2 separate regions of the Homo sapiens genome follow, and region 1 is linked to region 2. Evidence: chromatin contacts called from ENCODE Hi-C or POLR2A ChIA-PET data. All regions are on one chromosome and are shown on one strand. The core of a region is the stretch at or near the end of the contact, and the rest is flanking DNA. Distances in the headings are between cores, read along the strand shown. Region 1 has its middle 30 kb from the start of KCNK10-AS1. Region 2 overlaps GPR65 (G protein-coupled receptor 65).

Region 1 (4,538 bases), core at 396-2,895, 120 kb after region 2:
TCACCCATCTTGGAACCTTCCTTGTAGATTTTTTTAAGTACATAATCTAAAGAGCTGAAATTCTGCCTCTGCACAGATTCCCAAGAGTAGAGGCCACCTAATGGAAAAATTTCTGAAGTTCTCAAAAATTACTGTTCTCAAAAAATTTCTTTCTGGATGCATCCCCTATGTGTCACTACTCTGATGGAAGTAACATTAAGGCATACTGTACACCTTTAGCTGTAGCCTACTGGGAACAGAGAGGCTAGCACTGTGAAAACTAGGGGAACTGACTTGGTTGTAGAGGTCAAGACACCCTTAACAAGAGACTCAAAACAGCAGCCAGAAGCTAAGACACAGCCCCCAGAGGACATGATGAATCCAGGAAATGTTTCAACTAGCATTAATACTTACAGCTGTCAGACATGTTAGGTCAATCATAGTTAGAAGTTTTCAGAGAGCATGACAATTGGAATTCAGAAAGCCAGCAGTGGAGTGAATCTAGGTCATCTATTGTTTGCAATGGGCTACTCCAGTGATCACTTGGGGATATCTGGATGGGTCTGCTCTCCCAAAATAAAAATATCTAAGAAAAGTGTCAGCTAGCCAAGAAAGCTGCAGGCTCAATGCAAGATTCTGATGCCAGCAAGGAGACTGGAGGTGCTTGTCATGAATGCAGGCTGACTTCCGCCTTCAGTGACCCTTGCCCCAATTTCTTGGCTACTTGAGAAGTCTCTATTCAAGACTCACTCCCTCATGGAGTACCTATGTTTCAACTTCCCCTTCATTCTCAGTTGCTTAAAACAAAAGTAGCAATCCCAACTCCCTGCCTTTAAAAGTAAAGGAGATGTACTAATTTGAGCCAAACAGGAGACATTTGCTGCAGGAATTTTCAGTATCAACCAAAGCCAAATCTAGGTATGAGTTGGCCAACCAGGCCTCTTAAATTAAGGTTGATTTTTTGATGGGATGGGGAAAAACAGACCTTGAGTCCCCAAGCAAGAAAGTCCAGTTTAAAAAAAAAAAAAAAGAATTTGCAGGATGAGGAAAAACAGACCTTGAGCCCTCAAGCAAGAAATTGCAGTTAAAAAAAAAAAAAGTTTTTACAAGTTTTATCCTATGGTTCCTGCAAAACCAGGAACTGCCAACCAAGATGACTTCATCCATTGTCTTTTCTGGCCACACATTGCAGTGGTTCCTCCAGATGCTAAATTTTTCTGCTTTTGGGAGCCAAGAACATGCTTCCCATGCTTTTTCCATATTATTTTAAAAAATAGTTTGACTCAACCTTTAAGAATTTAAAATATTGCATTAGTAATGAGAAATCTGACTAGTTCCAGAGAGGAAAAAAAAATGAAATGAACAAAAGCCAGATTTTAAGCATTTTAAATTAAGAAAAAAACTTTATAGACTAGAATTTGGGCGTTAGGAACTGACTTCTTTCAAAACAAGAGGGAGCATAAGCATAGCTTCCAGGAAGGCTCTGAATGCCCTCTATGCAGCAGCTCCCTCTAGCTTTAAATTACTCATGGCTATACTTGGCTTTGAGCCTTAGGTTTTGTTGGAAGTCCATGGCAGATTTGGAAAGAGAACTTCAGATTTCTCACTTCTGAAACCCTGCTCATCTGTTTCTCCTGTCTCTGCCTCTGCAAGGAGGAAGCATGACTCAGGCAACACTCTGTCATCAACAGAAGAGAGGACTGACAAAGAACAGCTCCGATAAGTCCCTGGGGACTTGAACAGTGCCTTCCTATTCTTTAAAAAAATATCCTCTTAAGACATTTAACGTGGAGCCACCAGCACACAACCAAAGAAAATGGTCTTCAGGTTGAGATATGGCCAAGTGAAGCAATTTGTGGGAGAGGAAGAGACCCAACCATTAGCACAAATTATTCTGTCATTCAGGAAGGAAGCTGTGGAGGCTTCCTTATTTCTCATTTGTCTGGGTTTAAGTATCAGTCTACTAAATGCTCGTGGAGTGAAACCCTGTCTGTTTTTGATTCTTGGTATGAATATAGATAATGAAAGAGAGTTTCTAGATTATTTTCAGGAGTTTTCAATAGAAGATGTCAGAAATGTTTCCAAAGGCATAATAGGCTTGTGGCTGTCCATGTTCCAATAAGGAGCTCAACTTGATCCTTTAAAGTGATTCTTCCTGTGAAGAAAGCGGGCTCAGCAAGCACTGGATTGGTCACCCCAGTGGAGACAAAGGGGGCTACGTAAGTCCATGGAGAAGGGATGAAAACTATCTTGGAAAAAATTCAGCCAGAGCCCAAAGAGTCTTCTCCTGGCTTTGCAGAGGGCAAGACCGTCTGTAATGGAACTTCCTCATGATACTTTTGCCTTGGAAAGCATTATGTTTCTCTCCCCCTTGGGTGAATTCTTGCCTACTTTTAAATATCCAGAGTGGAGATAGACATTTTGTGCCTGAAATTACTGCTGTCTTGGTAGGTCTTCAGAATAAAACCAATGTAGCTAAGGGAGTAAGAAAGCTGCATTGGTATATATGGAATGTGGATTTTTATCAGATTGGTACAGAGTTTAACTGGGTATGATATAATCAGGAAATATTTTTATTTTTTCCCACCAATGCCTAGGACAGATTGCATCACTTTCAGTTCCATTTTAGCCGCTAATAAGTTGTCCCATCTTCAGGAGTTAAAAAAAATCTAATCCAGATCATTCTTTATATATATATACTTTAAGTTCTAGGGTACGTGTGCGTGTGCACAACGTGCAGGTTTTTTACATATGTATACATGTGCCATGTTGGTGTTCTGCACCCGTTAACTCGACGTTTACATTAGGTATATCTCCTAATGCTATCCCTCCCCACTCCCCCTACCCCATGACAGGCCCCGGTGTGCGATGTTCCCCTTCCTGTGTCCAAGTGTTCTCATTGTTCAATTCCTACCTATGAGTGAGAACATGCGGTGTTTGGTTTTCTGTCCTTGAGATAGTTTGCTCAGAATGATGGTTTCCAGCTTCATCCATGTCCCTACAAAGGACATGAACTCATCCTTTTTTATGGCTGCATAGTATTCCATGGTGTATATGTGCCACATTTTCTTAATCCAGTCTATCATTGATGGACATTTGGGTTGGTTCCAAGTCTTTGCTATTGTGAATAGTGCTGCAATAAACATACGTGTGCATGTGTCTTTATAGCAGCATGATTTATAATCCTTTGGGTATATACCCAGTAATGGGATGCCTGGGTCAAATGGTATTTCTAATTCTAGATCCTTGAGGAATCGCCACACTGTTTTCCACAATGGTTGAACTAGTTTACAGTCCCACCAACAGTGTAAAAGTGTTCCTATTTCTCCACATCCTCTCCAGCACCTGCTGTTTCCTGACTTTTTAATGATTGCCATTCTAACTGGTGTGAGATGGTATCTCATTGTGGTTTTGATTTGCATTTCTCTGATGGCCAGTGATAATGAGCATTTTTTCATGTGTCTGTTGGCTGCATAAATGTCTTCTTAAAAATCTAATCCAGATCAGTCTTAATCAAAACTTTAACCCTGCATCCAATTAAAACTTCTTTCCCCACCCAGCTCAGTCTTGCTTGGAAATTAGCATCTGGGGAGGAGTCATTGTCTTTTCCTATCACCTCACTCTACTCAGTGCCTACTTCTGGGTTCTCTAGGTACAAGAGTGATGACAGATAAAAGATAAAAGAATGTTTACTTCATTGGTGCTGTTTGCAGTGTTCTCTTGACTCCTGAAGAGCCTCTATTGTGTAAATACTGGCTTATTTTGTGAGAGACAGTAATGGGTACATTGAAGACCACTAAGAAGACCTCCTGTGGTACCATCTCTTAACCCAAACAATGCTTCCTCTGGTGAAGTATGGTGACCCCAGCCCCTTCAGTTCCTGCCCCATCAGTGTAACTCTGGGGACCCCCCTACGCCAACCAACAGTCTTTCAAGACAACTTGATCCTGGAACCTTTTACATATTTGTCTGATGCCTTGCGGGGCATACATTCTTGCCCCTCAAAACAATGCAAGGGAAGCTTACCCAGCCACTACCCCAGTTCTTCTTGCCCTACTACTGTGCACTGCCCCAGCCAACCTCCCACATTTAGACTTCTTCAGGGGACACCTGTGAAGCTTTCTAGTGAACTTGGCTCTTACAGCAGCCCAAGGCAAGCTAATGAGTTTCTGAACCCCAAAAGACATTCAGCTAGGGAATGTCATGTGACATGTTTTCCCCTTCAAGCAGACAACCCAAAGCCCATGAGAAGTTATCGTGGTATAACCCCAAAGTCTATGAGAAGTTATCATGGTTTTATTGCATCCTCTTCATTTGGCTAATGAAGGAGAGCAAAAAGAAATAACAACCTTTCCTCTTCTCTTGTCTCCTCCAAGTGGACTTGGATGATGGGTGCAGATATTACAAGGATAAGTCTGGTTCCTCCTGGAAAGTCCTGAATGCCGAGTTATTTTTCACCCATTGCCCTTGATAGTGAGGCAGGTTCATTCTGCTCATCATCTAGAAAGCCAATCACTGAGACAACAAGTTTTGCAGTATAGAATATATTGATTCACAGG
Region 2 (4,056 bases), core at 409-2,908:
TCTCCAACAACCCCAGCTACTGAATACTGCTTCTAATCTCCTCATTCATTAACAAATCTTTATTTTTTTATCTTGTATAAAATAACTGCTTTATTGACACAAAATTTACATAACTTAAAATTCAACTTTGTATTGTGTACAATTCAGTGATTTTTTGTATATTCACAGAGCTGTGCAACCATCACCACACTCAAAAAATTTTCATCACCCACCAAAGAAATCTTATACTCTTAGCAGTCGCTCCCTGCTCTCCCGTCCATGCCAGTTATTAATTTACTTTCTGTCTCTAAGGATTTTCATTACTCTGAACATTTCATATAAATAGAATTATACAATATGTGGCCTACTGTGACGTATTTCACTTAGTATAATGGTTTCAAGTTTTATCCATGTGTAGAATGTATCAGCACTTCATTTCTTTTTATGGCCTGATAGTATTCTGTTGCATGGTTATACTCCATTTTGTTTATCTAATCACTTGGCTTCATTAACAAATATTTATTGAATCCATTCCATAAACTAGGTTTTGAGTTAAGTACTGGGGCTATGAAAGAAATGGTCTCATGAAGCCTCACGAAGTTTACATTAGTTCAAAAGCCTAGTCACCGAGCTTGAAAGATTTCTATATAAAGGAAAAGGAAATAGGCTCTGAGTTTTATTTTGATCTCTTTTTAATTTATAACTGGGTATAACATAGCTGAAATTACCAGAAGTTTAATGCATAGACAAATAAATAGTTCTATTATATCTTTCTTTTTGGACTTAGAATGTTAGAATATTTTGAGAGTTCTTTTTTTTTTTTTTTTTGAGTCAGAGTCTTGCTCTGTAATCCAGGCTAGAGTGTAGTGGTGCGATCTCCACTCACTGCAGCCTCCACCTCCCAGGTTCAAGCGATTCTCCTGCCTCAGCCTCCCAAGTAGCTGGGATTACAGGCACCCACCACCATGCCCAGCTAATTTTTGTATTTTTAGTAGAGACGGGGTTTCACCATGTTGCACAGGCTGGTCTCAATCGAACTCCTGACCTCAAGTGATCATCCCACCTAGGTCTCCCAAAGTGCTGAGATGACAGGCGTGAGCCACCATGCCTGGCAAAGAGAGTCTTGATACAACATATTCTTTTGAATCCTCATTGTGTAAATTGCCTCGTTGTAAATAGACACTCAGTAAACATTTTCCTCACCAAAATATTTTTAAGGATTTTTCTACCCTTCTCCTTTTCTCTTTGCTTTCCTTTTCTTGCCTGTTCTTTCCACTCCCCCCAAAATGATCAGATAGCAAATGTCTTGATAACATGAGGTGCCCTCACATTAAAAAACAAAATATTGAGCCGGGCGCGGTGGCTCATGCCTGTAATCCCAGCACTTTGGGAGGCTGAGGTGGGCAGATCGCCTTAGGTCAGGAGTTGGAGACCAGGCTGACCAATATGATGAAACTCTGTCTCTACTAAAAATTCAAAAATGTGCCAGACCTGGCCTGGTGGCATGTGCCTGTAATCCCAGCTACTTGGGAGGCTGAGTCATAAGCCTGCAATGGGAAAATGGATCGAATCTGGGGTGAGGGGGAAGTGATGTGGGGGTTATGGTACCTCTTTTCTCTTCCAAAGATGCTGTTCTTACTGCATCACTTGTGGCTGGCCAGGAAAAGCCATGCAGGAGTTTTGTTTGTGGCCACTAGGTGACGATCGTGTTCTGTACGGGACCTCTTATTAATAGTTCACCACTAGCCGCCACTCCAGAAGAGCGGAGGAACCCAGGATAATATTTTGTCAACCAAGAAACAAGAAGTCCCTCCCAGGAACTGGAAATGAATGGGGAAAATGCTGAAATCTCATTTGCACTATTCATTTCTCTTCTCTCTGGAAAGCTCGGCAATCATCAGGTCATTTCATTTGGCTTAAATTCCATGTGTCTTTCCAAACTTTTAAAAGCTGGTGAAAATTGTTCCACCCATATGTAAAAGAACATAGGTTAAGTTGTCTAATTCTTGCAGGAATGTGGATATAGCATTAAAAATATGTCTTTGTATACTTATCTTACCCATGTAAGAAAAGAGTGGCCAACTTTCATATAAATAGAAAGAGAACATTTAAGCTATATGCAGTTTGCATTTTTGTCTACTATTATGAAATTATTATCTATGAAATTCAAGCTGTAACTCAACATATGTATAATTTTAATTTCTAATTTATTGTTAGATCTCAGCACTTAAAAAATTACATCTTGTATTTGAATTGTTAAATCTGTTCCCTGCAAAGAACAGTAATACAATCATGTTCTAATTTACTAGCATTTGCATATTTTAGAAATATAATGGCCTGTAATTTACTTTTCTTTTGCCTATAATTTTCTGAAGCTCTTTATGATGCACCGGTGCATTTTTATTTAAAAAATAGATTGTGACTCCTCAAATAATGTTACAATTCGATGTTCAAAAAGCAATCCAGGTACATAGCCATAAAGGGATGAGCTAGAGAGGTCTCCATATTATCATTCAATGTGAGAATAAAAATTCTATATTTTATTCTAGAATAAAATTATAAATTTCTTTATCTAGGAAATGTGTGTTCATTGAACTTCAAATCTAACACAAGCAAGAAAGCTTACCCTGCAATGACTTGATTTGCCAATACTGTTAAAAATATTAACTTTAGTTCTCAGCATTTCATTGAAAGCTGTTAGATATTTGCTTGAGCTTGTAAGCATCCTTCTAAAAGAATTATTTTCAGAATTACTCTAAAATTTCTGGTATTGCCTCCAAGACTGTTGACACTAACAAAAAATTTAACTTGGAAACCTCGATTGAAAATTTAGAAACAATTCTTGTTCTGATCTCCAGAAAGGACAATTTTAAGGGTATTCTCACTGGTAATCACAATTGTTTGTTGGATAAATAAATAATAAGTTAATTAATCAAACAAACTAAAAATGCTGCAGTTTTACAGTTTGTCCTAACCTCAGGATTCAGTTCCTAAAACCTTTAGGGCTATTTGTATTCCTGGTGGAAAATTTTAAGATTATATGGGAAAGTAAGGTTAAAGAGAAAGAGTCTCCCTTTAGGAAAGCTGTTATTAATAATTTTTACATTTGCTGAACTAAAATAGTAGGAACAAACATTAGCAAATGACATTTTATTCATCTTAAATTAGTAGTAACAAGAATTGTCATGTTAATTTCCAGCTATCATTCCTTGCTCATGAGAAATGTTTTTAGGATATCCCTTCCTTAAATTTTTAGTAAGCTGTTCATCAGTTGACTTACTTTTGTTGCAGACTACACAGTGGCATGAATCTCTGTTCATGGAATCAGTGCTGCGAGAAAACATTGTTACATTTTCTTTATCAGCTTAATTGTAAATCCCAGCCCACATACCACCAAGCTATAGGAAATTCCATCTCAGGCATTATGGGATTGTCTTCCCCTTTTTGGTTTACACCAGAATCGGGAGGTTTACATGATGCTAAGAAAATGAAAGGGGTCTTTGATTTATAGTCACCAGTGATGGTAATATTGCCTAACCTTTTAGTGGTTGCTTGATTCCTTTACGGCCTCCCTGAATCTCTTGGGGCACAGGGCAGGACCTGATAGGAGCCAGTTAATGGCCCAGATTCTTGTGCATCAGGTAGAGTTTCCTTCAAAATGTCGTATATCCTCATGCGAACTAAAAATAAAATCCTAAAATTCTAAGCCCCCCAACTGACTGAAAAGACCCCTCTTGGCTGGGGGACCCCAGAGAAACCTTAAAAACTGAGTTCCTAGCCATGACAGAATGGGAGCTTGTACACACCTCATTGCACCCACTCTGTTTTACAACTTAGACACAACAACTGACCAGTGTTAATGTTAAAATGGAGATCATAAGACTGACAAAATGGACTCTTTATGGCTATAAGATACTAAATTGTAAACAAGACCTAAGGTCACGCCAAGCAAGAGTTAAGTCACATACCCCCGTACTTAAAGAATAAACTATGTTCCACCTGCCACAAGATTTTTCTTTTTCTCTAGCAGCTAAACAAGCACTGGCCTCGAGATAAGAAATATTGAAACAATTACAG

The links. A loop is a pair of places that touch in the nucleus more often than their neighbours do. ChIA-PET counts read pairs that join two places held with the same protein, here RNA polymerase II (POLR2A). Pooled maps may share reads with other maps.
Region 1: a loop to region 2 is called in a map of Calu3, with 6 times the contacts of the local background. The contact joins two enhancer-like sites. A Hi-C loop is called at or near these places in 1 of 168 maps with a recorded cell type or tissue (Calu3) and 8 of 50 pooled maps. POLR2A ChIA-PET finds 5 or more read pairs at or near these places in 2 of 52 experiments (CD4-positive, alpha-beta memory T cell and activated T-cell).

What each region holds. Positions count from the first base shown.
Region 1 is chr14:88,128,331-88,132,868 of GRCh38, forward strand. No RefSeq gene overlaps it. Among named protein-coding and RNA genes, the nearest start is that of KCNK10-AS1, 30 kb to the right of the region's middle. Within about 2 kb of position 1,646, at least 6 of the 41 ENCODE cell types and tissues checked have a DNase peak (open chromatin) inside an H3K27ac peak, as active enhancers do.
Region 2 is chr14:88,012,258-88,016,313 of GRCh38, forward strand. GPR65 (G protein-coupled receptor 65) reads left to right here. Exons shown (of 2, transcript NM_003608.4): 2 at 1-2,554. Among named protein-coding and RNA genes, the nearest start is that of GPR65, 9.2 kb to the left of the region's middle. Within about 2 kb of position 1,659, at least 2 of the 41 ENCODE cell types and tissues checked have a DNase peak (open chromatin) inside an H3K27ac peak, as active enhancers do.